3 separate regions of the Homo sapiens genome follow, and regions 2 and 3 are each linked to region 1. Evidence: chromatin loops called from intact Hi-C (ENCODE). Cell type or tissue: HepG2. All regions are shown on one strand. Links, peaks and the distances in the headings refer to the core of each region. The heading gives the core; the rest is flanking DNA.

The links. A loop is a pair of places that touch in the nucleus more often than their neighbours do. Peaks named below come from ENCODE experiments on the same cell type or tissue, not always from the same donor. Only the 100,000 strongest peaks of a DNase experiment are listed, where the experiment ranks them.
Region 2: a loop joins it to region 1, with 11 times the contacts of the local background. A loop is called at or near these places in 8 of 110 quality-filtered maps.
Region 3: a loop joins it to region 1, with 15 times the contacts of the local background. A loop is called at or near these places in 36 of 110 quality-filtered maps.

The regions. Positions count from the first base shown.
Region 1 is chr12:76,615,080-76,626,296 of GRCh38, forward strand. It overlaps LOC105369850 (a long non-coding RNA gene), which reads left to right. Exons shown (of 4, transcript NR_188081.1): 4 at 224-352. It also overlaps the pseudogene YWHAQP7. Among named protein-coding and RNA genes, the nearest start is that of OSBPL8, 61 kb to the left of the region's middle. RefSeq lists a silencer at 8,910-9,204. In HepG2, for the core only: a CTCF peak has its summit at 6,605 (motif pointing right); a DNase peak (open chromatin) is centred at 6,662.
Region 2 is chr12:77,680,564-77,691,780 of GRCh38, forward strand. It overlaps a transcript of NAV3 not described here. Among named protein-coding and RNA genes, the nearest start is that of NAV3, 140 kb to the right of the region's middle. In HepG2, for the core only: a CTCF peak has its summit at 4,774 (motif pointing left); a DNase peak (open chromatin) is centred at 4,748.
Region 3 is chr12:76,922,623-76,933,839 of GRCh38, forward strand. No RefSeq gene overlaps it. Among named protein-coding and RNA genes, the nearest start is that of CSRP2, 49 kb to the left of the region's middle. RefSeq lists a silencer at 6,927-7,221. In HepG2, for the core only: a CTCF peak has its summit at 4,758 (motif pointing left); no DNase peak of the experiment used is centred there.

The DNA.
Region 1 (11,217 bases), core at 2,147-10,146:
GAAAATTATATTGGATTTTTATGGTTTGAAATTTGTGTCCCCGCCCAAATCTCATGTCAAATTGTCATCCTCAGTGTTGGAGGAGGGTCTTGGTGAGAGGTGATTGGATCATGGGGTTGGATTTCCCCTTTGCTGTTCTCATGATAGTGAGTGAGTTCTCATGAGATCTGGTTGTTTAAAAGTATGTAGCCCCTCACCCTACTCTCTTGTTCTCTTTCTCCAGCTGCGTAAGATATGCCTGCTTCCTGTTTGCCTTATGCCATGATTGTAAGTTTCCTGAGGCCTCCCCAGCCATGCTTCTATACAGCCTGTGGAACCATGGGTCGATTAAACCTCTTTTCATTACAAATTACCCAGTCTCAAGTAGTTCTTTATAGCAATGCAAAAACGGACAAATACATGGATTGTTTTTGGATTCTGAAGATTCAGTGCTATGGATTTCACATGAGTTTGGCTATTTTGATTAAAATGTGGCTGTTTGTCTTTCCATCTCTGCTTTGTTTCATATTTCAGACTCTGGCTCTCACTCACTATTTATGTCTCTTTGCCCTTTGAAATCACCGTTCTTGGTCCTGCTGCTGTCCCACTACATTCTACCACTCAGTTGGTACTAGGGTGATGGTGGAATCATAGGCCTCCAATGAACCTCAAAAGCTATCTAGTCCAATCTCCTATCTGATGCAATGGCTAATTACTCTTGGAAAAGAAGTCTCTATTATTTAATTGACCTTCTCCTTAAATTTCAATTCATTTTTTTAAAAATGTGAACTCTAGGCCAGGCGCGGTGGCTCACGCCTGTAATCCTAGCACTTTGGGAGGCCAAGGCGGGCAGATTGCCTGAGTTCAGGAGTTTGAGACCAGCCTGGGCAACACGGTGAAACCCCATCTCTACTAAAATACAAAAAATTAGCTGGGCGTGGCGGCATGTGCCTGTAGTCCCAGCTACTTGGGAGGTTGAGGCAGGAGAATCACTTGAACCTGGGAGGCGGAGGTTGCAGTTAGCCGAGATCATGCCACTGCACTCCAGCCTGGGCGACAGAGCAAGACTCTGTCTCCAAATAAACTAACAAAAAAATGTGAACTCTAACAAGTTTATGCAGAATAAATACACATCACTTATTTTTAATAATCATAAATGTTTTTACTAAAACTACTATTTTGAGTTTATCCAAAAAACTCAATAATATAATAATAATTATTTTCAATGAGTTGCTGGTTTAAGTGAAACAATATAACTATACACACAGGAAAAGGACAGGCACAGGTCTATACTCTCAATAAGTGCTGAAGGAAAGGGAAGCCTCGGGAATGTTTGGTCAAAAACCTCTGCTGGGTGATGTAGTCTTTAAGCTTTCCCTTGATGAGAGTGGCTCAGCTGGAGAGATGGAATGGAGGGGGTTAGGAGAGGGCCCTTCAGGCAGAAATGGAACAACCAGATCTAGACTCACAATGGAAATAAGAAAAGCATAAATAAGAAAAGCATGAATAACAGAAAGTGAAGGAATGAGAATGAGTGGCACTGATGTATGTCCTACTCTGAAAGGTAAAAAGACACGGAGTTCCAATAGCCAAGCTCTACCTTTCCGGAAGACGGAGAAACACATTTGGAAAGAATACAAAGCATATGGGCCTGGGGTTTAGGAATGAGAAAGCATCACATTTTAGGATGGGTGATGGTTAAATGTTCAGCCTTGCCATAGGACCAACCTGGATTTAAAGTTTAGGTCTTCTTCCTGCTGGCTGTGTGACCTCTCTCAGGAAAGGTTGTGTGTTTCCTCTCTAGGAAAGTTATGCCTACCTCATCAAATAACATGTTTGTAAAATACTCAGAGTAATGGCTGGCACAAAGTAAACACTTAGTAAATGGTAGCTCTTCTTCTTACTATTATTTTTATGGAAGCTCTGAAGTGGTTGAAGATGGGCTTGCCCCCCTCATTTCTACAGCAATTCATTAAGGAAATATTTTCCAACTTGGGAACTTTTGTCTTCGTTATTATTATTTTTGTTATCATTATCTTTTGAGACAGGGTCTTGCTCTGTCACCCAGGCTGGAGTGCAGTGGCGCAACCACAGTTCACTGCAACCTTGACCTCCCAGGCTCGAGTGATCCTCCCACCTTAGCATCCTGAGTAGCTGAGATTACAGGCACTTGCCATCATACCTGGCTAATTCTCATATTTTTTGTAGAGACAGGGTTTCGGGTTTCTCCATGTTGCTCAGGGTAGTCTCAAACTGGGCTCAAGTGATCCTACTGCCTTAGCCTCCCAAAGTGCTGTGATTACAGGCTTACAGGAGTGAGCCACCATGCCTGGCCTCTTTGTTATTATTAATTAGCATTCATATAACATATGAATTAGCATTCATATAACTTAATGTTCCAAATGTTCTGACAAAAATTTGTTTGCAACTTTAATACCACTCCTGACAGAAGGTAGGTGCTACAACAAAAGAGGAGTAAGGAGAACATAATTAAAAGAGCATATTGAGATAAGTAATTTATGACCCAAAGTATGGATCTGAACACTGCACCAACCAAGACTGTGTGCTGACAATGTGTCCATTTTTCTAACCCAACTGGTTACCACTAAATCCCCTCACCTGTTGTGCATGGACTGTCCCTTCAGCAGAAGTGCCTGGAATTACTTTGTTTCTACATAAAAATTTTACAGTGTTCAACTGATACCCTGAAATCTTTGCAAGGAGTTACATGCTGTTTCAAAGATTCATAAGGAAATTGACTATTTGAATTTAGAAGTGCATTTTCCCATAAAAACTTGATTTAAACAGTTTACTTCTGAGGTGAGTCCACCAAATGAATGCATAATGCAACTGAAAAATTAAATATTTTAAAATAGAAAGGCAGTTTAAAAAAACTGGTATAATATTGGCTATTAAGCAGAATAGGAAAATAGTGTTTGTCAATGAAACAGTAGCCCCAGGTTCAGTCCTCTGCTCGGCTACTCTCTGGTTGTGTGAATCTGACCAGATCATTTTACCTCTCCATCCCACAGTTTCTTCATCTGTAAATGAAAGCGTAGGAAGACTTTTAAAAAGTCTTTCCTATTCCTATACCCACTAAAACGAACTGAAAGAAGCTAATTATAGAAGGAAACTGTCTACAGTGAAACTAAGAAAGGCTCTAACCTCATGCTACTAACTCATCAACATCATCCACAAAGATGATCATCCACAAAGAACATCACGTGAAGTGACCTAAAAGAGAAGCAGCGTTCTGATGCAGGACTCTCTTGCTCCTGGACACAATGAAAACTAGAGATAAGACTGAAGCACTTCTAATTCTATCCAGTTTAGAGGAACGAAGCCTTCAAAGAAAGGGTGGGCATCAGGAAAGACAGCAAACATTCTACTTTGAAACATTCCCCTGCTTAAATTATCTCCAAGAGGCTATATCTCCAGAAGTCCTACTTAGGTTGGATTTGAGGAGAGATATTTGTTAGAAGGGGGGCCTTAAAGCTGATTTTGCAAAGTACTTTACATCAGACTGAGTGAATGTCAAAGGTCAATATCAAAGAACTGGGGAGAGGGCACTAATAAAATTATGGAGCCAACAGTCCCCAGGTACCCCCTGGCTCCGCCATAGATGGAAATAATGGGACAGGAGGAGGAAGCCTTCAACAAAGGAGAAACTGTTTTCTTCTTTGTAGAAACCACTTGGAGGGCAGTCATTGGGAAAACTCTGAAAGGCCACTGAAGCCCCAAGCTCAAATCAGCTGACAGCTGTGCAGCCCTTTGTGTCTCAGGGTCCCTAGTGTGACAAGACGAGGGGAACTTGAGGCCACAGAAATGCAGCAGTTAACCCATCTCATAGTGGGGAGGAGTGAGACCTACCAGAGGGAATAGAAATGTGTCATGCCCAATTATTGAGGGAGCCCACATCGGCTACAAACACAGGCCTTTCTTTATAATAAGAGCAGGGGAAAATTCCCAGTAGACTGGAGAAAAATGAAGAATCAGGAAAGAGGTCAAGCCAGGTGATCAGCAAATGGCTTCCTGTGAAATAGATTTGGGGCATCAAACAGCAGAGAACTGTAAACAAAATGTTGAACTTGAACTCTAAATGATCTCTAAATCTCATTCCAACTCTAATATCTCGAGGATCGGTGCAAAAGAAATCTTTATCACAAATCTTGATACTTATAGAAACACAGATTTAAGTGGAAAAGAATGAAGGTGGTAAGTGAGGACTTCATGGTGATTCTGAGGGGGGCTTTGAGTACTTGCAAACACTTTGGATTCAAGGGTTTTGCTATCATTGATTTTACCTGCATTGTGAAGGCTCTCCTAGCAGGTTGCAGAGCTGTCCAAAGAGGAGCACAACTCACTCTCTGTGGCCTACAAAAACATTGTTGAAGGCTACAGGTCCACCTGGAGGGTCTCTTGAGCATTGAGCAGAAAAACCAACACCTCTGACAAGAAGTTGCAGCTGATCAAGAACTATTGGGAGTGAGCTTCACATCACTGAGAAAAAACAAAAAACAAACCAAAAAACAACAGAAAACTATCAGGAGAAAGTCAAGTCTGAACTGAGATCCGTATGCATTACTGTCCTGCAATTTTTGGATAACTATTTACTATCCAATGCAACTAATCTAGCGAGTACGATCTTTTATCAAAAATAAAGGGAGATTACTTCCAGTACCTTTGTTGCACGTGGTGATGGTTGAAACAAATGATAGATAATTCCCAAAGAGCTTCCTAAGAGGCATTTGATATAGTAAAGAGATGTAATCCATATACATGTCTTAACATTTCTGTACTTTACTATGAGATCCTTAATAACCCAGAGCTTGCCTGCGAACTGACTAAAACCACTTTTGATAGGCCATAGAAGAACTTGATACACTGAGTGAAGATTCAAAGACAGCACCCTTATCATGCAGTTGCTTATAGAGACAACCTAACATTATGGCCATTAGACAGTGCAAGAGAAAAATGTGATGTGGCAGCCAAGAGACAGAAAAGTAAATGCATACAAGGCGTAATCTTTCTTCCCTTCAAGAAACTTTTGTACACATCTCCATTGCCTTTTCCACTTGGATTTCCTGTAGCAAAGAAACCCATTCATGATGGCCGGGCGCGGTGGCTCATGCCTATAATCCCAGCACTTTGGGAGGCTGAGGCAGGCCGATTACGAGGTCAGGAGTTTGAGACCAGCCTGGCCAACATGGTGAAACCCCGTCTCTTCTAAAACTACAAAAATTAGCTGGGTGCGGTGGCAGGCACCTGTAATCCCAGCTGCTCGGTAGGCTGAGGCAGGAGAATCGCTTGAACCCAGGCAGCAGAGGTTACAGTGAGCTGAGATAGCGCCACTGCACTCCAGCCTGGGCGACAGAGTGAGACTCCATCTCAAAAAAAAAAAAAAAGAAATTCATTCATGCGTATGGGATCAACCCATTTACAGTCTTTTCACAATGCAGCTTTGGGAAAACTCCATTTCTTTCGTTTGTCCTGGCCCTCCTGGTGTACAGTTACTGCTATAGAAAAGTATTACTGGCTTCATTTCATATAAAATATTAGTAACTTCCACTTATATAGTGGACTAAAAATGTACTTGATATTTAAGTAATCTGAACTAATGCTGCAAGCAATTATGTTTTGTACCACCCTAAAGATCTGAAAATACAGTTAATTACAATTCGAGAGTATTCCCTATGTAACTTCTTGATTTCTTTATTCCCTCCCTTACTCTTCTTCAAGGGTTTCCTTTCGGTATGGAACTTTTCTGGCCTGGGGGGGAAATTGAAATGTCTCCTATATAATAGTTTATGGAGGTCACGTATATCCATAACAACAAGGTTTTCATTTGCTACTGTTTAAGTTGACAACTTCCCTTCCCAATAAAAATTCATGTACACCTCTTGTCTTTTACTTCCAGTATTCACCTTAACTGTTTAATAGAAGTATCATGTTGCTGCGAAGATACATGCATTGCTTTAGGTAAATTAAAGTGCATATCATTACTTAATACCCTAGAAAGCAGAAATACATTACACAAGTCCAATTCTAAAACTTTAGTACTTTTCTATGCAGATTTGTGCACATGTGAGAGGGTATCCGTTTCATTTAGTGACTGCTACTCAGAGTTGGACCAGCGTTTTTTGTTGCTAATGCACTGTGGTCCCAAAAAAGCCTTGCAAAAATGTTGTGCCCTGTGTAATAGCAGAGAAGCATAAAATAAACTTATACTTTATAAGCCGTTTACTATTGCTTTGTAACAATTGCCTACTCATATTTTAAGGAATAGGTGAGTTCACTACTTTCTGAAGTTTATCATAGTTCCCTTGTATCTTATGCAAAGTGTAGTAATGATACCCATAGTTCTGCATTGTGATACCCTTTTCTAGAGAAACCCAGAGATGTAAAAAATTGTACTACATTTCTCAGAGTGTTTTAACATAGATCAGCATCACAGGCTATCTATTCTTCAGATATAAATTATACATGTTAAGTGTTATATGGTATAAAGTGGACATTTTAAAGCTAGAAATAAAATGGAGTGTATGACAGAATCCTACTCGAAGAAATGATTATAGGGAAGGTACTAGGTCAGACAGTTCCCCATTCTGGTCAGCAGGTGGCACTAGAGTAGCTTGGATGCCAAATGGAACAAAGGGTAAAAATAGATCTGGATCAAAACAAACTTTGGGTGAAAGTGCAGGAGAGGCAGGTGACTGGTTGTTTACATTTCAATATGTCTTATCTCTCTTTCTAAATTGTTCATTGTTTGAAGTGAGGCACACTTCTAGGTACAACTAAAAGTTGTACTGAACCTTTCTGTGCCTTGGACTCTTACCTGAAAATGGATACAATAATAATGCCTACCTCATAGCATTATTGTGAGAACAATGAATTAATGCATGTCAGTGCAACAGTGCAGATTGCAGAGTAAGTGTTCAATAAATGTCAATTATTATGACTCTGCATAATGACCATGAGGCACACATAGTAGAAATTCAAAAGATATTAGTGGACGCGGAATTGCATGGGATGCTCATAAGCCTGATGTTTATAACTCAGAGACCACCTAGTATTAAAATATCTGTAAGACAGATTGGTATGGGAATAATTGGGAATAATTACTTACATTGATAATGTGACTGTTTTAAATGTAACCTCAAGAGTTCACTGAAATGCTATCTTTCTGAGTATCATTTAGTTCACTGAGTCTTTTCAGAGATGTATTGTGAGGGAAATCTAAAACAGTAATAAATATTGCAAAGCTAGGCAAACCTATTCTGGTGTGTTCCTTCAGCAAGAAGTGTCAGTCTCAAACGTGTTCAGCTCAGCCCAGACACAGGAAACAAAGAAAGACCTTCCGCTTTATGAATTCAGTTCCATCATTACCTAGAAAGCCACTCAAGATATACAAAATGTTTGAAGAAAGAGGCTCGTACTGGTCATGCTGTTCTAAGTTTAATATTCAGTGGACCGGGGGGAACTCTCGAGTACTTGCTCAGCCATCAAGCTGCACTTTCCCTTCCAAACTTCTGACTCTGCAAGTTCAGATCTTAGAGTAGGGCTTCTATCCAGCTTCCAGGTTTTCATGCCACTTTTTCCTGAGAGTATAGCTCTGCACTCACCCCCAGATAGGCCCTTGACAGCCTGCCTATCCATTTCTCACCCTCTTATCCTGTTACCTGAACTATGCTACTGTCCGCCATATACTGAATGAGATCCTGCTTCAAACCCCATGGATCCTTCTGGAAAGATTATTACTGCTTCTCTGACTATAAGTACTACTGCTACAGCTTAGATTCACCTGGTATTCCCCATGCCACTTTATTTATTTTTTTATTTATTTTCATTTTTTTTTTTGAGACAGGGTCTTGCTCTGTTGCCTAGGCTGGAGGCCAGTGGCATGATCATAGCTCACTGTAACTTTTGATTCCTGGGCTCAAGCAGTCCTCCCACCTCAGCCTCCCAAGTAGCTAGGACTACAGGCAGGCACCACCATGTCTGGCTAATTTTTAATCTTTTTGTAGAAATGGGGTCTTGCTATGTTGTCCAGGCTGTCTCAAACTCTTAGCCTCAAGTGATTATCCTGCCTCAGCCTCCCAAAGTGCTGGAATTAAAGATGTGAGCCACCCTGTACACCCAGCCTCCACTCCACTTTAGACCCTCCTGTTGGGACCACTGACCATCCCTAGCAGAGGCAGGCCCAGTTGCTGTCTTTTATAATCCTTCCCTTCCCTTGCCTGTGCCCATACTTACCTTCCTTTTTTTTTGTTTTTGTTTTTGTTTTTGTTTTTGTTTGTTTCCCTACTGGCTCAGAAAACCTCATTCATAGCTGATAGGAAGGTAAGATTGGAAGGGAATAAGAAAAAGGCAAATATTACAAGGATGAGGAGTGATAAGAATACTTTGAGCTCCAGAGATGTAAATACTGTGCATAGGAAATAGAAAATAAACAAAATGATTCTGAAATTTTCACATAAGGGAGGAAATATAATTTCATATACAGGCAATATGAAAATAAAGTTGGATTTAACTCTGACTCCTGCCTCTTCCACCTACAGGTGATATGACCTTGTGCAAGGTTAAGCCCTCTGAGTGTATTTCCTCACTTATACATGAGGTTATAAAATGGTTCATTTTGCAGGGTTACTGTGAAGACTAAATACGATGACACATATGAAAATGCTCCATTTATGCCTGGCAACTGTTCTGCCCGTGTCTTAGGTTAGAGGTTGAAAGGTGAAACTATTGGCTGAATTTGGTTCAAAGATATGTTTTATTTTGCCTTGAGTTAGGGTCCCCAAGACCAGCCCCAAGTTTGATGATTCACTAGGAGGACTTATAGGACTCACATATAGTAATACTCATGATTATGATTGGCAAAAGGATACAAAGCAAAATCAGCAAGGAAAAAGGCACATGGGTCAAAATCCAGGATATACCAGCCACAGACTTTCAAGGGTCATCTCCCATGGAGTTCACACAGGATGTGCTCAATTGCCCCAGTAATGAGTTGTGATAAAACATGTGAAATGATGCCAACCAGGAAATTCATTACAGACTCAGAGCTCAGGGATTTTATTGGGGCCTAGTCATATAGGCAGCCTCTGCTAGGCACATACTCAAATTTCAGAGTCCTAGAAGGAAAGCCAGTAGTCAGCATAAACATGTTGTCTACACAAAAAGTTTAGGCACAGCGAGTCACTCTTACCAGTTCTGGGAATGGTGGGAACCCTCCTGAAATCCAAGTTCCCAGATGCCAGCCAAGGGCCGGCTTTGTAAGCAGGCCTTTCCAAGGATAAGCAGTTAGGGCTGCTACCTCAACTTTTTGTTGCACAGACCTGCACAGGGTTTGTCTGTGCAGGTTTCTTTGTTTTGTTTTATTTGTATTTTACTTAGTTGCCATTTTTTAAATATTAAGATATTTCACTCAGGATTTCCATCTTCATGTGAAAAATCAAGTAGTTAAAAAATAGATTCATATTCCCACATGGCAACAATTGGTAGTCCCTTTTAGATAAGGCTTCATGTTCCCTCAAATTCCTCCTAGTCTCTGCCACTCCCAATAGTCTTTGCCACACTGAGCACCAACTGCCATTTACATCCTGCTTTTGCGAATCTGGCCTTGGCCGCTTGGACCAGGAGTGGCCGCTTGGACCAGGAATGGCCATTTGACCAGATGACAAGAGAAAGAAGCAGGCATGTGGAATACCACTGAGTCGTGATAATGAACAATGATGCAAACAGGTCATGGTTAATGAATTCCTCCTGTTGAGGTCACCAGAAATGCCATGAAATCAGAACTCCTCTTTGCCACCCTCTATTATAGCAGTTACTTGTGGGTATTCTTGGGTTGATATGACAACACTTTCATTGCTATATATAGTAAGTCCTCTTTATTTAAGCTAACTCCAGTCAGTCTTTGCTCCTGCCCACCTAAAGATCACTGATCGGAAAAGTGTTAATATAAATTAATTATTACATATATTTGCCCGTTAGAACTTTGTAACTTGAAGTCATTGTTATTGTCATCCCCACCAAGACTTGTGATCACAGACTAAAATATGTCAACAGAAAGGTAAATCTTGTTCAAAGGAAATCAATCCAATCAAGTAGTTGTATGTATCGATATGCCCTTTTATTTACTAACTCAACTACTGTGTGATAAAATGAAATTTCATCTTTATATTCCTAGCATCTAGAAAACTACCAGCTATGGAGTTGGATTCAATAAATGTTTCCTAACTTTATAAAGTTCATCTATAACAAGGTCTAGAAACCCAAGGATAGAAATAATGAAAATCATTATGCTCATGCTAAAAAGGGGAAAATGCAAGTGATATAATTGCAGTAGTGTGCTGCATGCCACCCAACCATACAAATGTTCTAGATGCTTCTTTTCTCATTCTAGTTACAAAACCGGCACAGATACAAGCTCCAGAGAAGGAACTGCAAAGATTCCAATGTCTGTTGATAGGTTCATTCTACTAAAAGCAAAGAATTTGAAAAGTTCTTTACTTGCTTCCTTGATAGTTTCATTTCTCAGACGACTGAGGAAGCAATTAGGGGATTTTATATTCTAGACTTGACTTTTACTAATAAGAAAAACTGAGTTTTTAAAGTTAGTAAAGTAACTAGAAACTACAAGAACACCAAGAAAAAGAGGCAGTGTCATGCAGATTGCGTATCCCTTATCCATTAAGGTGCTAACATAAGAATTAGGCGTGCTGGGGATTCATTCATTCATTCAACAAATGTTTACTGAATGCTTACTATACGCATGCCTATTTTAGGTTCTGGGTATATGACAGTGAATAACATAGACAAAAATCCATGCTCTGTTGGACCTTGCATTCTAGTTGGGGGACGGGGATAATAAACAGCTATATTAATAAAATATGTAATAGTTCAAATGGTGATATGAACTATGAAGGACAATGTCAGGGAAGAGGAATAGAAATTGCTAGGGAAGAAGGATGCTGTAATTTTATGTAAGGTTATTGGAGAAGGCCTTGAAAAAGGGACATTTGAGCCAAGGTAGATGGGGGAATGAGCTATGTAGGCAAGTGGGAAAAGAGGGAGAGAGAACAGAAGGTATATATGGGTTTGTGCCCTGCTAAGTGAGCCAAGGGAGAGTAGGAGATGAGATTAAAGATTGCAAAATGCCTTGTAGGCTATTGACTTTGGTTTTACTCTGGAATGAGAAGCCGGTAGAGAGTTTGAGCAGGGTAGTGACATAAT
Region 2 (11,217 bases), core at 1,218-9,217, 1.1 Mb after region 1:
GCATTCACAATAAGAAAGATGGTATTTTGTACTTCATTGCCAAATTCTTTTATCCTGTTTCTCTGTTGGCCCAGAATTCAAGCAAGGAAGAAGAATGCTGTCTTCTTTGTGCCCTTTATTGATTTTCAGGAAACTTTTCTTCTATAGTATGTGCAAAGTAGGTGCACAATATAAGAAAAATATCTCTATACACACGAGAATGGAAAGTTAAAAGAGAGTCTTGGTTTCATATAGGAGACAAGAACCAATGCCAGGAGTCGAAAGTGGAGTAGAAGCTGAAGGAAGAGTCACATATGGACACCAAGAAAGAGTACTCAATAGCATTTTTTATCCAGTGGAGATGAGAATCTATTAAAATAGTTTTCCCTTTTATTCCTCAATAAAGTTGACTGTGATGATGAGATCCGATTTTGGGGGGAGGGGCGGAAGTCATTCTTTGTTAGATTTCTGGCCCTGGGATCTTATCTTTAACTTTTTCTGAAGTCATTGGTACATACTTAAATTTGCCTAGTATTTTTTTATCTTTAGGGTTAGCAGCTTGAAGATAGCTTGATCACTTCTCCGATAAGCTCTTTAACCTATTACATCTTTTAATTTTGAAAAGATTTCAGTCCAGAATTTCAGTAAGTTCTCCAACTTACTTCATCTCCCTTGTGAGCAATAAAATTAAAAGTCATGTTAAGAACATTCAGTTCAGAAAACATGATTTGGATACCTACTTGATGAAAGGCAAACAAGTAATAGGTAATTATATTGGTGATGTTAAATATGCCAAATCTTTTGTGTGTAGTAATTCTCCAATATTCCCAGGAAGTCTTTTTTAATATTCCTTTTGTTTCCTGTGAGTTCATGGTAAAAGAGCATCAAAGCCGAATGACAGTAGTCACTAGGTATTTTCAGTAAGGTGAAGGTTACTCTATTACAAAAATGACTGTTTTCAGATTTAATTTAAAAGAGAATCACACCTAGTTGAAACATCTCCATGTCAGCAACATTTGAAGTTTGAGAGAAAGGAACCACAAACCGTGCAGTGTTAATAATCAACTGTTTTTTTCAATAAATTTCTGGCACAAGGTGTTCTGTGATGGCTGATTTTCCCTCCCTTTTTCAGGTATAATTTCCAAAAGCAAGACTCACAAATCTTAAGTGTATGCTTTGATGAGTTTTTATAAAAGTATTAAACTCATGTAACTAACATCAACCAGGATTTCTCTTTCCAATTTATACCTCTCTCTCCCAGAGGAAATTACTCCTTTAATTTCTGGCTTTATAGAATGTTATCATTTGTTCCTTTTTTAAATTGACAAGTAAAAATGGTATACATTTATGGTACAAAATGATGTTTTGATATATTTGCCTATTGTGCAATGGCATCGTCAAGCTATTTACACATGCATTATCTTGCATGTTAATTTTTTGTGGTGAGGACACTTAAAATCTGCTCTGGTAGCAATTTTCAACGATGGAATTCATTGTTATTAACTGCAGTCACCATGATGATAGATCCCTTGAGCTTATTCCTCCTAACCAAAATTTTGTGTTCTTTGACCAACCCACACCCTGGTCCCCTGCCACCCCCCACCTCGCCCCTGGCCACCACAATCCCCAGCCTCTGGTAGCCACCATTTTACTCTCTGTTTCTATAAGCTCAACTCTTTTAGATTCTACATATGAATGAGATCATGTGGTATTTATCTTTCTGTGGCTGGCTTATTCCACTTAATATAATATCCTCCAGATTCACCTACTTTGTCACAAATGACAGAATTTCCTTCTTTTCAAAGGCTAAATAGTATCCCATTGTGTATAGGTATTACATTTTCTTTATTTGTTTATATGTTGATGGATACTTAGGTTGATTCCATATCTTGGTTTTTAGGAATAATGCTGCAATGGACATGGGAGGACAGATATCTCTTCCACATACTGATTTCATTTCCTTTGGGTATATATCCAGTAATAGAAATGCTGGATCATATAGTAGTTCTATTTTTAGTTTTTTGAGGAACCTATATACTGTTTCCATAGAGGCTGTACTAATGTACATTCACACCAACCATGTGCAAAGGTTCTCTTTTCTCCACATTCTTGCCAGTACTTGTTATCATTTGCCTTTTTTGATAATAGTCATTCTAATAGTAGTGAAGTGATACTTCACTGTGGTTTAGATTTGCAATTTCCTAATCATTAGTGATACTGAGTATTTTTTTCAAATGTCTGTTGGCCATTTGTATGTCTTATTTGGAAAACTGTGTACTCAGGTCCTTCACACATTTTTTTAATTGTATTATTTGTTTTGTTGCTGTTGAGGTGTTTGAGTTTCTATTTATATAATATATTTTGGATGTTAATCTGTTATCAAGTCTATGACCTGCAAATATATTCTTCCATTTTGCAGATTGTCTCTTTACTTTGCTGATTGTTTCAATTGCTATACTGAGGCTTTTAGTTTGATATAATCCCATTTGTGTAATTTTGCTTTTGTTGCCTGTGCTTTTGGGGTGATATCCAAAAAATATTGTCAAGACCAATGTCATAGAGCTTTTCTTCTATGTTTTCTTCCAATAATTTTATAGTTTCAGATCTTATATTTGAGTTCTTTAATCCAGTTTGAGTTGATATTTTTGTATGGTATAAGGTGAGGGTCTAATTTCATTCTTTTGCATGTGGTTTTCTAGTTTTCCAAGCACCATTTATTAAAGATACTGTCTTTTTCCATTGAGTATTCTTGGCATCTTTCAAAAATTAATTGATCATAAATGTATAGTTTTATCTCTGGATACCGTACTTTGTTCCATTGGTCTTTGTATGTGTTTTTTTTTGCCAGTACCATGCTGTTTTGATTACTCAAGCTCTGTAGTAGATTTTGAAAACTGGTAGTCAGGTAATATGATGGCTCCAGCTTTGATCTTTTTGCTTAGGATTGCTTCAGCTATTTGGGATCTTTTGTGATTCCGTATGAATTTTAGGATTGGTTTTTATATTTCCGTGAAAAATGTCATTGGAATTTTGATAGAGATTGCACTGAATCTGTAGATCGCTTTGGGTAATATGGGCATTTTAACAATATTATTTTAAACAATATTTTTAATTATTATTTGTTCTTAAACATTGCAAAAATGGGTTACACAGTAGGTGTGCTTTTATGTCTGGCTTAGTCTGCTAAGCATAATGTTTTTGAGATTCTTTTGTTTACTGTGCATCAGAAATTCATTTCTTTTTATTTCTTGAATATTGTTCCATTGTATGCATATGTTACAGTTGTATATCCCCCTCCTGCTGATGGACATTTGAGTTTTTTTCAGTTTTAGATTATTATGAATAAAGTTACTCCATACATTTGTGTATAATATTTTGGGGGACATATGTTTTATTATTTCTTTTCAGTAAATATGTAGGAGTAGAATTGCTGGGTCATAAGGTAAGTATAATTTTAAAAGAAACTGCTTAATGATTTTCTACAGATGTTGAACAATTTTACACTCCCACTAGCAATATCTGAGTGATCCCAGTGATCTGCATTCAGACCTGCATTAGGCATTATTACTGTTTAATTTTAGCCATTCTAATGAGTGTGAAGTGATAATCTTATTGTGGATTTAATCTGCATTTTCCTGATGACTATGTTAAGCATGTTTTTATGTGTTTATTGGCATTCACATATACTCTTCTGAAGGGTTTGCCCAAGTCTTTTGCCCATTTTTAACTATTATTATTATTTATTGTTGTTATTTAGATAATATGGATACAAGTATGATTTATGTATTATAAATATTTTCTCAGTTTGTGGGGCTTGCCTCTTTCTTCATTTCTCTCTGTCTCTCTCTCTTTCTTTCTTGTTTTTTGACAGTGTTTTACTCTCTTGTCCAGGCTAGAGTCCAGTGGCAAGCAGTGTCCAAATCCTGGGCTCAAGTGAACCTCCTATCTTTTTTATTTTTTTATAGAGACAGGGTCTTACTGTGTTGCCCAGGCAGTTCTTGAACTCCTGGCCTCAAGAGATTCTCATGCCTCAGCCCCTCAAATTGCTAGGATTACAGGCATAAGCCACCATGCCCAGCCTACTTTTAATTTTCTTAATGATGTGTTTTAATGAGCAGAATTACTACATTTGAAGAAGTCAGATTTATTATAATTTTTTTCTGATGATTCCTTTTTTTTGTTCTAAAAATCTTATATAACTCATTGCCAAGATATTCTTTTTATGTTTTCTTCACTGAACTTTATATTTTGGCCAAGGTCTGTAATCTACCCTGAGTTAAATTTTTGCATATGGCCTGAGGTATAAATCATGGTTCCGTTTTTTTCCATACAGATATATATTTAACCCAGCAAAATATTTTGAAAAAATTTTCCTTTCACTATTGAATTCCCTGTTGCTGACACCTTCGTCAGAATCATTACGGACTGTGTAACCTGTTCCATTGGTCTATTCATGTATCCTAATACCAATGTCACACTGTCGTGATTATTTTATGTTTATACTATATCTTAATGTCAGATTGCTCCTCTAATTTCATTCTTCCTTTTTAAGATTCTGAAGCTGAAACTTTTAATGAGTTGCTTTGAGTACTTACATGAAACCTACTATTGTTCCTATGTTCTCATAGAAAAATATTTTTATGAATGGGTTATTGAAAAAAATCAAACAGATAAATATGCATAAATCTTTTAACCAGGCTTCCTGTAAGCGGTGTGTAACATGCCACGAAATTTGCTAAGCGCCTTGGAGCAATTCTTTTGTGCAGTGAAACAAGTTTCCTGACATGTGCGCCATCTGCTGATCGACATTTCCAATGGCATCATATCATGGTGAAGAACTCTGAACTTCATTTCTCTCTTTGTTCATTCACTGTCTTCAATGACAGATTCTCCAGCTCAAATCTTTAAGATACTCCCAACGCATACACATGCACACACACACACACACACACACACACACACACATACCCACACGCACACCATTGGTTTTATATTCCATTTATATCTTTTTGCTTCCTATCCACTTTTATCTTTCATATCTAATTACCAATTTTCCCGTTTTCAAGAGCTTCTTGAAATGAATAGCCCGGAAGATTCTCATCTCCACCCAGCAAGCCTCAGAGAACTGTAAGAATGGCTGTTTGTCAGGTCATTGCCAACCCATTTCAAACCTCATTAAAAATAATTAGTTTTAGTATTTATTAAACTACCCTGTGTAGTGTCTAAGCCTAATGGGTTCCATTAACAGCTTTCAATGTTGTGCTTACATATGATAATTTATAAATAGAAAAATTTAAACACAATGAATACATTTTGCCTCACTATGCCGTTGCCATTTAGAGTGTTTAGAAATTTTGACAAAGCATTGAATGCATATGCTGTAGGCACAGAGCTATTCTTAGCCAGTATAGTAGTGTCTCTTTAACATTGTCAACAGAAGTGTCTAGTTTTTGAAAGCTGATGTTTTACTGGAATAAAATGGATGGATTTGACTCTCTAGATGTGGAATTCCTCCTCTCCCATCATGCCTGATTTTAACTGTCCTGATATATTCAGAGCCTAGATATAGTGATTATTAAGGGATGGATTTATGTATGTATGTATGTATTTTGCAATCTCAGTTCACTGCAACCACTGCCTCCTGGGTTTAAGCAATTCTCCTGCCTCAGCCTCTTGAGTAGCTGGGATTACAGGCCTAGGCCACCACACCTGGCTAGTTTTCGTATTTTTGGTAGAGACGGGGTTTCACCATGTTGACCAGGCCGGTCTTGAACTCCTGACCTCAGGTGATCTGCTTGCATCAGCCTCCCAGAATGCTAGGATTACAGACGTGAGCCACCGTGCCCCACCGGATTTTTTCTTTTCTTTTCTTTCTTTCTTTCTTTTTTTTTTTTTTTTTTTTTTTAAAAACAGAGGCTTTGTTCTAAAGTTGGTTTCGTAGTTTGGCTCTGTTTAAAAAATTGTTTTATACTTTTCCTATATATGTAATATTTGACTTATCAGACTTCGATTTGTCAGGATATTTTAAGCCTCAATCAATGATGCATCCATGACACACAGCATCCATAGGTGCTCAGTACTTTTCATGTATTATTTCATTTCATTATTATGCCCATTTATAGATGAGGGAACTGAGCACAAATGGCCGAAGTAACTTATTCAGATCATAAGCATATGGTGAGTGAAGCCACGAGTTTACCTAGGTTCATCTGACTTTACAGTACGAGGTCTTAACATACACCACTGCCTGTTTCTCTATTTTAACACCTTTCCAAATCAAAGCTCTGAGGAAGCTTTAAATTAATAGTTTCTTTTTTCTAATTAAAATTTGTATTGTAATATGCAAACAGAGTTGTAGAAGAATTTTTTAAAAAAACAAAACAAGCCTAAACATGTGTGCATGTCCATGACTCAATGCTGCCTCTCGGTGGGGTCTTTTTTCCATAACAATCTTTACATCTTCACTATCCCATTAGCTTCTGGGCAAGTTATATTAACTAAATCTGTAATTTCCTGCAAGTATTACCATATGCATATTTCTCCCTGTTTACAAGGTTTGATTTTTCTTACTAACATTTTCTAATGTCTTATCCCTGGTCTATCTAGTTTACTACTTCTTTTATACTATCAGCCCGGAAAACTGTGAGTGGCTGTTGTGCAGCATTCTCTCCTTTTGTATGAAAGATAACCATTTATAAAACAGAAAGTAGCCTGGCACATTTTATTGCCTGAGATCTGATACCTTGTTTTTATTAGGAGTATTATTTCATTATTTGGACACACTATGTGTGCATGTATAAGAATGCTTGTTGTGGGGTGGTAGGAGGGCATAAGAAAGCCGTATTAGAGCCCATATTCATCAGTGAGTCCTTAAGTATACACTTGATTTTTCCTCCTCTGGGTCCATCCCAAACTCATTTCTGAGATTCCAAGATCTAAAATGCCTGAATCTGTGGACAATCCAGAGTTTGGCAATGAACCCAAGAAATGCCTGGAGATAATGCAAGAAACTTAATTAATCAAGCTTATATCTGCCAGAGTTTTAAACGCACTATTGAGTTGCTCAATAACAGATCAAATTTGAGCAAAAAGAACAGCATATGGAAGCGTTCTAGCCTAATAAAAAGAGAAACTCATGAGAAAAAACTGGACTATTAGACTAAGTTCACAAGTAATATAAACTTAGATCGGTTCCATAAGCCTCTCTCTACCAAAGAAATGGCAATGCCTCTCTTGAATATAAGCCATTTGAGGATCAGGATAGAATCTTGCACATTGTATTACGGCTTAATAGCAAATTTTAAATCAATATATCATATAGGGATTTTAACCTTTTTGACAGAATAGTCCTTCAAAATACTTTTATAGACAATTTAATCCATGTCTTGTTTTCAATGTGTACCATAAAGATAAAATTGTTAGCATTTTGTATATATTAGTTGTATGTAAAGACATTATATCACACTTTTTACTGTATCCAACAGAATATAAATATCATAGCCAATTAAGACCCACAGATTTCCTTTTAAATAGTGTAAGTACAAGCTCAATTTTAACACATGGAAATGTTAAATTATTCTGTTTGGTTTTTGAATCTTTCATTTCAGTTCATTACCCATTAATATTAGTACCGAAAAGTTAAAAAAAAATTTAAAATTTGTATCATAGCTAAAAGTTTATCTGAAGCATAATTCTTAATAAGATAAAGAGATGGCTCAAATGGTGTTTGATAAAGGGGACACAGACACTTCAAAAAGACTACCCCTGACCCCCTAGATTAGGTTAGACATGCTTACTATATGTACACATTCTACCCTATGCCACTTCTTTCTTAATATTTTGATTACTTTTTTATTGTCTACTTTCCTCACTAGGCTGTAAGTACCATGAGGATGAGGATAAGGATCTTGTTATCTTATTGTTTCATTTCCAAGGCCTAGTCTAGGGACAAAATAATAGTAGGTGCACAATGAATATTTGTTCAACTGATTTTGGTTGAGGAATCAGTAAGTGAAGGAGACAGAGTATGAGGTGACAGAAATATGACTAAGAGGGTGGAATAGTTCAAATACCAGTGATCAAAGTACAGTTATTAGAAATAATTTATTGCAGTTGCATTGGTGATGGGCAGGCTATTTATGACTTTTGAGAATAAAGTTTTAATAGAATAGTGTAAATGAGAGTTAGATTGTAGAGTATCTTAAAGACGGATAGATAATGAAGGAGAGGCTCTAAAAAACGAGAAATTCAATGGATTAGAGATATACAGGTGTAGGGAAAAGGAAGGTTATGTCTAAGTTCTCTGAACAGTGTGCCGCATGATTTATAAGGGGTAAATAAAAGGATTACTAAGAAGTGATAAGCCAACTGAAATTGGAAAACCTGAATTTTCAGATGGCCAAATTTACATAGTTTTATAACTTTCTCTGAAACAAATCAGCTGAAACCAGGATAATAGGAAGTGGGTAATGGAGGCAGTCCAGGATTTAGGACTGCATAAGCAGAAGGGTTAAGGAAGTGATGGGGTTGAGTGTACTATTAAAGATTTTATCAATAGGACCAAATATGAAAGATCTCAACACACTCAGCAGATATTTCCAAGCATTAACAAGTCTAAAAACATTTCCTGCTGAAATTGCCTCTTTTCCAGAGCAAAATATGTTATTCTCATGTCTTGAACATCTGCTGCTAGGGGAAAGAAAAGTCTCAGAAAGCTCAACATTATATGCCAGTGTTCAAGTCAAAGTAGCACTAAAATCACTGAATGAATCAAGATGAGCTCATCCAAGATTCCATTTTAGAACATATCTTGTCTTCTACCAGTGGTTGAAGTGCAATGAAAATTGTAACTAAAAATATCAGCCTCTTTTGATGCCATATACTACCATCCAGTCTGAGATTAAAACCAATGCAAGAGAACCCAAATTTCTCTAGGCAGTGGCTTTTATGTTGGATGTTTCAGGAAGGTGTGTTAAGATCTCTGTGAACTCAAAACTTTTAAAGGAGTAGCAGATGGTGGTTACCTTAGCAACTGTTGCAGTGCACTATACTTAGATGTTTTTCTCTGAAAGCTGATTGTAGAAATACTATTCTAGTGTTCAGATGTAGTGAAAAGAAAAAATTATAAGGAACCTAAACTGAGGTAAAGGTTTATCATAAAGGTGACATCATCAAATCACCATTACTAAATTGAAGTTTCATTTTTAGGTATTTTTATTTAAGGCAATAATTAAAATGGGAAGTAAACATTTTACATAATGCATATATTTAGTACTACTAGAATTTCATAAACTTTAATATTTTAATATTTTTAGAAATCATACTGGAAGTAATTATTGCAAAGTCAGCAGTTAATGATAGCATGTTAAATATTTGTTACAGTACCCATCTGTAAAAATAATGATCATATGAAAAATAAATATAATCACAAGGAGTTTTTTCCATTTTTCATTCTGGAATGAAATGGAATAATTACCAACATTAAGCTATTTTTTCCCTCTCATAGGTAAGTGGTTCTGTTACTTTAGTGTATAATGACATTCAGCTTTAACAGGTTCATCAGGTCATCTGTATCAGAGTAATCTACGGTGCCTGAAAAAATGCAGATTTTCAGTTCATGTTCTCAAACATCCTGATTAACTGGGGCTGAATATTTTCAGTTTTACAAGTTGTTCTGATGCATATGGTTCCTACAAAATACTGAAGAAACGAACTGTCTCAGCATGATACACCAGGGAAGTCTTGGGTCACTTTGACAAATGAGAGACTCCAAAGGATACAGATAAATTTAGTAGTGATTGTGTGAATTTGGAACATTAAAAGGCTACTAACATTTTCTAGAAAATTCATTGTTTAGAAAGGATAATGTCATTACTAACAAAGTAGTTAAAGTCGTATTAATCATTTAAAATGTTTTGGCACTTTGTAAGCATCATTAAAATATGTTTTAAATTTCTAACACTTAATATTTTTACTTCTTCTTACTGTCAAAGGCATATTTATCCCATCTCTACTGTAAATGGGGCAATATAATGAAATGAAAAGAATTAGGTTTTTGCGGCCAGAAATCTGTGCATTCCAAGCTCAACTCTGTCATATAATAAGATCATAGGAAGTTATTAATGATTTTCTAGAGCCTCAGTTTTCTCCTCCATTAAAGTGGGGATTATTCTAAACTACAACCATGGATGATTGTAAATGATTTTATATATGTATTTATTTATATATATGTATATATAATATATATATAGTGTCTAGAATAATATTCACTCAAAAACTGCCTCTTTTCTCTCTCTTCCTAATATAAAAAGGAGCACTTATTCAGTGTTAACAATTTTCTAAGTTTCTGATTCTTTAGTTTTGATTGCTAAAGTTAAAACTAAGGTCTTCAAAATGCCTCAAGATTAGCAATAAATTGTGCTCTTAATTTTTCTTCTTTATATTTTTATGGCATCTTTTATTTCTGCTTGATTTATTTGAAACTGTGTCTTTAACAGTTTAGGTGTCAAATGGCAGTTCTGATGACAGGATCTGACATCACTGTATGGAAGGTTGAATATTGCTGTTTTACAAGAGGAGGTAACTACGAAAATTATAAGATGGGATGTTGTTTCACAAAAAAACTAAGTAATTCCATCTCATAAATATAATTGAAACATTTTGTGAGTCTATGGTTTGGAATTTTTTACATACATTTCTGGGAATTTTCTGATATCAAATTTTTATAATGAATTAATCTAGAAAAGTTGTGGTAGAGGAATCTATATAGTCATATATAAGTATTTGTGTATGTGTGTATATATATATATATATACATATCCATTCTTGTACTTTTTCTGCTCAAACATAAATTTTATTTCTTAACCAGAAATTATTATTTACTAAGTGTTAAGTCTCAGTGTTCTGGCCAATCTTCTCTATCATAAAAGATGACTTTTTTCCTTGCCATTTCTTGCAAGTAATCCTTATTATAGTTATTCAATATTATGCTTTATTTCCATAATGAAAGAATGATATGAACTTCATAGTATAGACAGATTAAAAAATACTTGATATGAATGACCAGACATTAATGACAATGACCCTTTTTAACAAATGTTTTTTCTTCGTTGAATTTTCACAAATGGTGTACCTTTATTAAGGTGTATCTTATTGTTTTCATTTTTGAGTTATTGCTTTATATTAGATATGCTTTAAAGTTGATTTCCTCATATCATAATTTATATGTAATGATATACT
Region 3 (11,217 bases), core at 1,137-9,136, 310 kb after region 1:
TGTTTGCTTTAGCTCCCCAACCATAAATGAAATGCCTGGAACATACTCTCAATGAGTATTTCTTGAATAAATGAACAACAAACACACTTAATGCAGAGTACTGTGCTGTTTTTAAGTCAAAAGATTCTGTTTATTAAAGTCCTACCTGAAAATAGCAAAGTGATGTAGGAATTGACTTTAGGAAATTCTTGAATCTGCTGGCAAATTGCTGTTAAAAACAACAAATCAGTATCAAATTTGCCCAAACCCAAATAGTACCTTCTGGCAAATGGCCTGTTGAATTTAGGCAAAGTAGATAGTATTGAATCATTTCATGCAACAGATCAAATTTAGTTATGCAGGGGGACATTTGGCAATTGATTCATCTTGGTGAGCTCATAGGGCTGGAACTCTGTTTAAAATAAAACATTTGACTGAAGTCGTGTTGAGATGCACATCTGTTGTTTGTGCCCTAGAGCAGTCATTCACTGTTCTTCTCTAACTGCACTGTGATTTTGGTTAATGTGCTACCAAAGGTGTTAACTCCATTCCCTGCTTCAGCAGAGAAGTGATTCAAACTCAGCTAATCTGAACATCACATTCCCTGGCCCACAATGACTGGATTAGAGATAGTCTCATGAGCCCATCAGAGCCAACGACATGCAATGGTACATCTATTGAGACACTGTGAAGGCAATCCTTTCCCTTTTGCTCCAGATTGTAGTTATGAAGATATTGGCTTTAGCTGTGTTGCCTTTCAAAGGGACAGTGTGTTTGATAATAATGGAACTAACACGAAGGAGAGTAGACTTGGGAGACTGAGAGAAATAAGGTCGAACTTAAACTCTCCATTAGTGTACACCTCAAGCCAAACCTATCTCTGCACTCTTCTGTAATAAGTTCAATATTTATTTAAGCCGGTTTATGCTGATTTTATTTTATTTTATTTTTTGATATGGAGTCTCTGTTGCCCACACGGGAGGGCAGTGGTGCGATCTCGGCTCATTGCAACCTCCGGTTCCCGGGTTCAAGCCATTCTCCTGCCTCGGCCTCCCAAGTAGCTGGGACTACATGCGCCCGCCACCACGCCCAGCTAATTTTTTGTATCTTTAGTAGAGACGGGGTTTCACCATGTTAGCCAGGGTGGTCTCCATCTCCTGACCTCGTGATCCTCCCGCCTTGGCCTCCCAAAGTGCTGGGATTACAGGCGTGAGCCACCGCACCCGGCCCATGCTGGGTTTTTTATCCTTTATGACCAAAAGAGTTAAAACTAATGCATATGATTAAAAGAAAAAGTCTATGGATCCTTTTTAAAAATTCCTAATATAACATATTTGTGCTGTTTTTTCTTTTTCTTTTTTTTTTTTTTTGGTCTCCTGATCAAACTTGCCAAGATTTTTTGTTTGTTTCTATCTTATTAGCCTCACAAAAATTACCTGCTTTTGGTTCTTGTGATCCTCTAATGTTTATTTGTTTTCTGTTTCAATTACTTCTATGCTTATCTTTATTATTTTCTTTCTTGTACTTTCCTTGGCTCTACTCTTTTGTGTTTGTATTTTTTTTTTACTTCCTGTGTTGAAAGCATTAATTTCCAGTCACTTGTCTTTTCTAATCTATGCATTTCAGAGTGTAGACATCTTTCTAACTACTATTTTTGTTGCATCCCTTAGGTTTTACCATAGTTTAATATTTTTATGTTCAATTTTAAAATATTTTCCAATTCCATTTTGATTTATTCCTTGATCCATAAACTCCTTATAATTATATTTTAAAATTTCTGAATGTAGGTATTTGAGGAAGTTATCTTTTTACTAATATATTCTATTTTTACTGAATTGTGAGTAGGCAATATGGGTTAAGTATTATGCTGATTTTTTGGTAGTTCTGAGATTTGCTTTATGACTCAGTATAAGGTCAGGTTTTATATGTTTGAAAATTTGTTATGCTCAGGATTTATGTATACATATTTCCATTAGCCCAAGCTTCATTATTATTTTGTTTAATTCTTAATATTCTTACTACTTTGTGTTTGCTTTATAAACTAGTGAGAAGGATGTTAAAATCATACATTATAATTATGAATTTGTAATTTTCTTATAATATTGTCAATATTTGAACATATATTTTAGCCATATAGTTAGGTAACTATATGCTCAAGATTGCTATATCTTTAGGTAAATTATTTCTTTGTCATTATATAATATTTTTATCTTAAAATCATATTCATATGACATTAATATAACTGCACCAGTTTTTTTCTGGTTAGTATGTACTTATTATATCTTTTCCAATCCCTTTTCTCTGAATTCATCTGTCCTTACGTTTATTTTCCTTTGTGAACAACATGTATCTTAAAACAATTTTTAAATTTTATTAATAGGATGATTAAAAAAGAAAGATAATAGAATACCTAACTAAAAAGCTAATAGAGGAGAAAAGTGGGATAATAAAATAGATGATTAATCCAAAAGAAGAAGTGAATTGAGGAATAAAGGGACAAAGAACAAACAGGACAAATAGGAAACAAATAGTATGATGAGAGATCTGACAGCAATATCAATCATTTTAATAATATAAATAGAATAAATATTCCAGCTAAAAGACAAGGATTGTCAGACTGAATAAAAGACAACAACAGCAACAACTATATTCTCTGGATTCTTTCTTTCTGTCAAGTTGGATCACCAGAGAGCTCTGTTTGAACTGCCTTAATCTAGTCTATAAAATGCTTGCTTTGAGCTGTACTGTAATATTATATTGTCTGCTTATAGTGTTGGTTGATATAAAAAATGGCCAAATAAGGAATATTTCTGTATTATCTGTAGACCCCTGATTAAAGACCTGACGTACTATGTGGTTCAGTGTCTCATATGAGGTTTCATGCAATAAATCTCTCCTGGAGTTAGTGCTAGGGAAAGTTTGGCCTCCTGACAGACTGAAAGCTTTCTCTTATTAGAGTTGTATAAAGTGACATTTTCCTTTCCTGTCTTGTTTACAATAAGCTTAGGGGTAAAATTTGTGATTATTTTTAGTGATTATTCTTAGTCTGTTTTTGGTAGAACTATTTCTGCCTTCCAGTTAATCACCACAAATTGAGCACTAGGTCTGCTTGAAGACTAAGGAAACAAAGGACACAAAGATACAAAATTGCTAAAGACAGATATATAAACAAATAATGATATTATAATAAGGTAAGTGCCATGACAGAGGTACATGCAAAGTGCTCTGGGGACACATGCAGAAATGATTAATTTTACCTAGAATGAGGGAACTGTGAAGGCTTCACAGAAGAGGTGGCATCTGAAGCAGGGTTTAAGCACAAATTAGATTCCACCAGATGGACAAAAACAGACTACAGCAGTGTTGTCCAATAGAAATATAATGTGAGACACACAGGAATTTCATATTTTCTAGTAGCCACATTAAAATAGTAAAAAAAAGACTAATTAATTAATGACATTAATTAAATTAATAATATATTTTAACTCAACATATCCACTCTATTATAATTTCAACAAGTGATAATTTTTCAAAAACATTAATGAGATATTTGACAATAAACTTTTGGTACAACCACTGAAAATCCGGTGTTCATTTCACACGTACATCACATCTCAGTTTGCACCAGCCATGTTTCAAGCACTCAGTAGCCACATGTGCCTGGTGGCCACCATACTGGACAGCATAGAACTAGAGCATTTTCAAGGACAGAAATGAAATAGCATGTCTGGGAAACTACAAGTGAGCCCATGTGGTTAGAGCATGGGGGAGTGAGTGTGTGTGTGTGTGTGTGTGTGTGTGTGTGTGTATTTTGGTGGATTGCGGGGTAAATGGAAGAAAAAGGGACCAGAAAGGTAGATGGAGCAGGAATATGAAAAATGTTTTGACTTTATTACATTAAAATTATTGAAGGTTTCAGCAGAGGAATGCCATTTTCATATCTGTATTTTAAAATTATAATTTGGGAAGCAGTGTGAAAATAGATTTAAGGAGGGCTGGAGATTGGAGCTAATTAAGGAATGTAAGTGACGATTCATTGAAGAGATGAGAACTTGGGTCTGTAGTTCTGAGAGGGTGAGGAAATAATTTGACAGATATTTTTCACTTAATAATCACAGGACTTGGCAACCATTTGGATGTGAGGCATGACAGAGTAAATGAAAATGACATTAGGTTTTGAGCATGGGTAATTGTGAATGCCATTAAGTGAGAGGGAACTTAAAAATAAAGCCAAACTTTGAAAGGGCAATAATTGGTTTGACCTGTTTTGTGGATATTGAGTTGAGGTTTGTAATAAGCATTTGAAAATACTGAGTGGTACCATGTTCAATAATGAGAAAACCTGTATCATAAAAATGACCAAATTGATATACACATTTAATGCAATATTAATGATAATTTTAACTTTTTAGAACTGACTGGATTAATTATTTCAAGTGGAAAAATGAACATGTTAAAATCGCCAAGAAAATATTGAAAGGGCAGAATATTGAGGTATTTGAACAACCAGATAGCAAACTGAATATGTGATAAAATACATTCAAGCTGCCATTATCACATTTTATAAAATAGGAACAAGAAAGGACAGTAATCTAAAAACAAAAGGTACAGGCAAATATGAGACTTAGAAGAGAATTTAGAGGAGTGTCTATCTGCAGAATTTAGGCAGAGTTATGGGAACTAATAAGGGGGTTGAAGCACTTTGGTGACTCTGCAAGGAAGGCATGGAGGAAGAAATAGTCAAACCCCTTTGTCTTTCCAATCTGCTGGCGCCTCCTGTTGGCCAAAGCCAATTTTAAGTCAGGAAACAAGGGGGCCTGGCTCTGGGATACAGGACTGGGGAGATAATGAATCTGAGAGAGCAAAGGAGCATTAATGACACATATGGAAAACTAACATATGACAGCTGGCATTTCAATTCCCTGGGGAGAAAGGCTTTCACAAAATGGCACTAGTTCTACATTTAAAAGAAAATGGTTGAATCATATACTTTAAAAATAAATTCTGGAGGATTAAAGATCTAAATGTTAAAAGTAGCATTTTAATAACTTCTGGTTGAAAAAGGACTTCTTAAGCAAGAGGGGAAACCATAAAGAAAGAGATAGAATAATGTACCTACATTACCCTGCCTCCGATGTGGTATTGCTAAAACAAACAAAAAATTTTTGAATGACAAAAATAATTATCAGCAATATAAAACAAAAAATAATTGGGAAAAATATTTAATACATATTATAAACAAGGGGTAATATTTCCTATATTTGAAAAGCTACAAAACTTAATAAGGAAGTTAACTCAATTTAAAACATGGGCAAATGATATTAATAGGCATCTCATCGAAGGAGTGTAAATGACCGTGATACACATGAAAAAAGTTTCTCATGTTCAGTCTCACTTTTACCCAGGAAAATTTATCATTTATTTATTTATTTATTTATTTATTTTGTGAGATGAAGTCTTGCTCTGTTGCCCAGGCTGGAGTGCACTGGCGCAATCTCAGCTCACTGCTACCTCTGCCTCCTGGACTAAAGCAATTCTTTTGGGATTATAGGCGCCCACCACCACGCCTGGCTAATTTTTGTATTAGCCATGTTGGCCAGGCTGGTCTTGAACTCCTGACCTCAAGTCATCCGCCCCCCCTTGGCTTCTCGAAGTGCTAGGATTACAGGCATGAGCCATCGCACCCAGCCAACCCAGGGAAATTTAAAGCCCAACAATGAGTATAATTTTCATCCATCAGATTGGCATATTTTTTCTCACTATTTTTCTCTTATTGAAAAAAAGACTACATTCACATGTTAAAAAATCAAATCTACTAAAAGGTATATAATAAAGCAAGTCTCCCTCTTATTCTAAATGAATAGTCACCCAGACTCCAGGGCAGCTACGATGGAGAATTTTCTTGGTTGTCGTCCCAGAAATAGCCTCTATATATCAAGTATAGAGTGAAGAAATACACACACATGTGTGTATACATCCACATAGTCCACGTATGTGTGTAGTATAGAGTGAACATATATGTGTGTGTATTAACAGAAACATGCATATTCATTCTGGACATGGTTTTTCATTTCCTATCAATCTACTTCATTATATTTTAGAGCTATATAGTATCCTATACTTGATATGCACCTTTAATCAGGCTTTAGGCTGTTTCTGAACTGTTGCTACTATAAACAATACTATGAAGATTATCCTGTGTGTTTGGGTATACCTGTAAGACAAATTCTAAGATATGTAATTGCTGAATCAAATAATTTGTACAATTCAGATTTAATGGGTATTACCAAATTGCCTTCCAAAGTGGCCACACCAGTTTCACTCCCTGTAACCACAGGTGTTGAAGGATATACATCAAACCATTAATACCAATTACCTTAGGGGTTGGATGGGTAAGAAGCAGATTTTAACTTTTTTTTATACAACTCTGATTTGTTTTACTTTACCCATGAATTACTTTGTAATTATTATTATATTTTAAAAAAGTAAATACCAGTATGAAATTCAATGGACATATATGAGAACAAGCCTCAAGTTAAGCTGACAGCTGGCTATAGAGAAAATAGCTCTATTTAAATGCATGTTTTGTTGTGAGCCTTTTTTGGAAGTAGGAAGCCCACAAATGCATGTAAATATGAAATACAGGAACGCCTGGCTAAAATGGAAACCCTAGACTTATCTTGGCTTACACAAGCCCCTAGAGAGGTGAAAGCCCATGATCTCTACTCTTTACCTGCGGGATGTTTTTTTTGTTTTGTTATGTTTTGTGTTTTTGCACTCCACTAAAAGATTGGAAAATGTTAGCGGCTCTCGCAAATGCACACATGAACTCCTCTTGAAGAAGGTGATTTATCTGGGCCATTAACATGAATGTGCCCCTGACCCTTTCTCATTAAATGCAGGTTATGCTTTAAAGATCTTTAAAAATGTTTACCTCCATTTTCAAAAATTTTCTGTTCTTTTGCATTCCCTACCAGCAGCTCCTTTTCAAGGTGGTGCTGCAGACTTCTGGAGGGCTGAGGCCCTGAAAGGGTGCAGCACAGAAGGAGGGCATCGTTTAGCAAGGGTTCTGTGTGCATTCCTGTCCCTACAGGCAAGAACTCTGTACTAGGGCCAATCAAGGAGGGCCCTACAACTGTGAGTGAGGGCTGGGGCTTCAATGAAAACAAGAAGTTCCTGTAAACTCCTTGGGAAGAAGAAAAAAGGAGTACCTGGGATTTTTGAGAAAAGGTGGTAGGAACTAATGGGAAGGCTGGATAGAGCTATGCGGAAGAGAATTAAAGACTGGGATGCTAAAGGATTTCAGAAAAGAGCCACATAATAAGAATTTTTTTTTTTTTTTTTTTTTTTTTTTTTTTTTTTTTTTGAGACTGAGTCTCGCTCTGTCGCCCAGGCGGGACTGCGGACTGCAGTGGCGCAATCTCGGCTCACTGCAAGCTCCGCTTCCCGGGTTCACGCCATTCTCCTGCCTCAGCCTCCCGAGTAGCTGGGACTACAGGCGCCCGCCACCGTGCCCGGCTAATTTAGAATTTTTAAAAATATGTGAAAGTACTGAATAAATTATGAAACACTCTAAAATCCACATGAATAAACATTTGCATTTTAGACTAATTTTTTTTTCTTATGGAAAGTTTTTTATGTTTATCATTCTATTTGCATAAAAGAGCAAGGGGGGTGGGAAAGGAGGGGAGAGAGAGAGAGAGAGAAAGAGAAACAGAGAAAATAATTTCTTTTTCTCTATAGGAAAAAAGCCAAACTCTTCTTAACTTGACACACAAGTCATTTCACAATATCCTGACTTTACTGAATGCCAACCATTGTCAAGCATAAAATATACTAAGAACGAAAATGTATATGAATTATTTTCTCCAAGAGCTCATTGTCTATCAGTGAGGATAGAATTAAAGCTAATGATTATGACATGCATGATAAATATAACATTAGAAGCCACAGAAATAGCTCCACAGAGGGGTGATTCATTCTACCTGTGGTGTCAGGACAGATTCCTTGAGGTGGTGCCATTTAAGGGGGGTTTTGCAAGAGGACCAGGAGGCAGACAGGGGAGAGGGTGAGAGAGCATTTCAGGCACATGCAAAGGCAGGGCAGTGTACAACCGCTTGATGTCTGCCAGGAGCAATGGAATTATACATCCTTCCTGGAGTTTAAAGTGGAAAGGAGGAGTAGAAGGAGATCAGGTGAAAAGGATGGGTAGGGATTAGATTTTGGGGGTCTTGTAGGACATGCTTGGGAGTTTAGGCTTTATATATAGGGGATAGGAAGCTTGCAAAGGGTTTTTGGTAAAGTGGAGACTTGCTCCTATTGTGTTAGACAGGTCACTTTGGCAGTGGTGTGGACGAGGGATGGAATTGGTATGTGCTATAATAGGGGCTTGTTGGCCCAGGTGAGGTTTGATGTGGGCTTATGAGGCAGTAACAGAGGGAATGGACATGAGAAAACAAATTTAAGATTTTTTCAGAATAGGCAGAATCTTCAGGACTTGGTGATTGTTGGGATGGGAGGGTGGAGAAGTTGTCGCTGGAGTTTCAGGTACCATCTGCTGCCCAGTCTCTATATTTACCCTGTGCTCTAACCAGGCCCAACAATTTATGATTCTCTAAGCACCCCTTTTCTCCTCAGGCTTCCAACATTGCAGGTACTGCTTTATTTATCCCTCTTCCCCTGGTAAATTCCCAACCATCCTTCAAGTTGCTCATCAAAGGTCACCTCCTCTTTGAATTCTTCACTGCTGCATGCTGTGTCTACTCTTAATTCGTATTGATCACACATTATTATAATGATGTATGTAGCAAGGTCTCCAGCTTGAGATTCAGCTCTTTATACTCTGGGAGTCAGCTATCTCTGATAATCTTATGGGGCAGGCAAATCTTCCAGAAATAAGGGGCTGAGGATCATCCTGGGAGAAAACTCAACTTGAGGGAAGATAAGCCAAGAATAACAAGTATGTTCTATAAGAAAGCCTTAGTTGTTACCAAACAGGGCAATTTGAGGACCACCTTATGTAGTGTGCCATTATTAAGCTCTTAGCCCTCAACTCCAGATTGACGCCTTTTGTACCTTTCTTTGTGATTCTGGGGCTAGGATTCTGCTCTGCTAATAGGAAGTACTAGAGGGAGACAGAGGGCAACAAGAGAGAGAAGAAACTCGCTCCATTCTAGTTGCTCTCTGTTCTGTGCCTAAATAATAGTGCTTCACCCAGGTATGCAGTTGGTTACCAGTTCTCCTCAGGTACCAATGGCAGCTTGGTGGTACTTCAAAGGTCCAATCTCAGCTTTGCAGGTCTCCACTCCAGGCACCTGTGTTGGAAAAATACCAGCCTTTCTTCTTTGTTCCCCCGCCCTAGGGACAATGGCTTCTTTCTGCAGTTACTTTCTTTGAATTATCTTGGTGCCCCCTTTTGCTTTTTTGTCCTCCAATATCTGCTTAATCAATTCCCTATATTAAATTCTTTCTGTTAAAATAACTAATGTGGCTTCTGTTTTCCGACTAGACCCTGACTGCTACACTTCCACTCAGATCCATGGACCTATAGCTGAATCCCATGGGAAATAAGTTAAAGAGTGAAAGGTTTTTGGTTTTCTTTTTCCAAAAGAGTACTGTTTTCATTTCTCCTAGAAAGCATGGCAAAAAATTAAGAGTCTTTCTATTTGACCACAGAATTTTCCCAAGATTCTCTTGCATAAAGATTTTCCTGCGGGACTTAGCAGAATCATTAAGAGTTAACACAGGGCATAGTGCAGTGGTAACCAGTTGAGAAGATCAGAGCTGGAATAGAGGAACATTTGGCTGATGGCCAGAACAGGTAAAGTAAATAAATAAAGTAGGTTAAGTCAGTGAAACAAGAGACAGAGGTAGGTTGTTGATAAACTGGATACAATGTACCTTGTCTACAAAGGACAATGACCACTCAGTTCCAATCTATTACTGCCATGTAGGAATGTGGGGCCAGTATCTTCTACATTTTTAAGAAATCTCAAAATCTAAATTTTTAGGTGAAATTAGCTAGCAATGAAGTCTAATTAAAAAATATATAACTGGGCAGATTAAAACCAGGCAAGTCAAACAATATTTTTTATCATTACAGACCATTGGCCACTATTTCTCAAATTTGCAGGAGCTAGTAAGACTTATTTATGAAACTTGTAGGAGCCTTAAGAATACTTGATGATCTCGGGAAATATCTTTGCAAGGCACTTTGTTCCTGTCATTGTAGATGTGGGTAATAGCTAGTGACACACAGTTTATATTTATTTACATGTCTTCTTCCTTTTTAGATTGTGAGCTCTCTAGAGGCAAGGATTTTATCTTATTTTTATATCTCTAGCTCCTGACATAATGCCTGGCATATAGTAGGTGCTCAACAAGTTTTAACGAATGGCTGATTGGATGAGTAAGTTAGTCACTAAGAAAGATATATCCAGAATCCACAAAGAACTTAAATTTACAAGAAAAAAACAAACAACCTCATCAAAAAGTGAGCAAAGGATATGAACAGACATTTCTCAAAAGAAGACATTTATGCAGCCAACAGACACATGACAAAATGCTCATCATCACTGGCCATCAGAGAAATGCAAATCAAAACCACAATGAGATACATCTCACACCAGTTAGAATGGCGATCATTAAAAAGTCAGGAAACAACAGATGCTTGAGAGGATGTGGAGAAATAGGAAAGCTTTTACACTGTTGGTGGGAGTGTAAATTAGTTCAACCATTGTGGAAGACAGTGTGGCGATTCCTCAAGGATCTAGAACTAGAAATACCATTTGACCCAGTAATCCCATTACTGGGTATATACCCAAAGGATTATAAATCATGCTGCTATAAAGACACACACACACACGTATGTTTATTGCAGCACTATTCACAATAGCAAAAACTTGGAACCAACCCAAATGTCCATCAATGATAGACTGGATTAAGAAATTGTGGCACAGATATACCATGGAATACTATGCAGCCATAAAGAAGGATGAGTTCATGTCCTTCGCAGGGACATGAATGAAGCTGGAAACCATCATTCTGAGCAAACTATCACAAGGACAGAAAACCAAACATCGCATGTTCTCACTCATAGGTGGAAATTGAACAATGAGAACACTTGGACACAGGAAGGGGAACATCACACACCGGGGCCTGTCATTGGGTGGGGGTCTAGGGGAGGGATAGTATTAGGAGAAATACCTAATGTAAATGACGAGTTAATGGGTGCAGCAA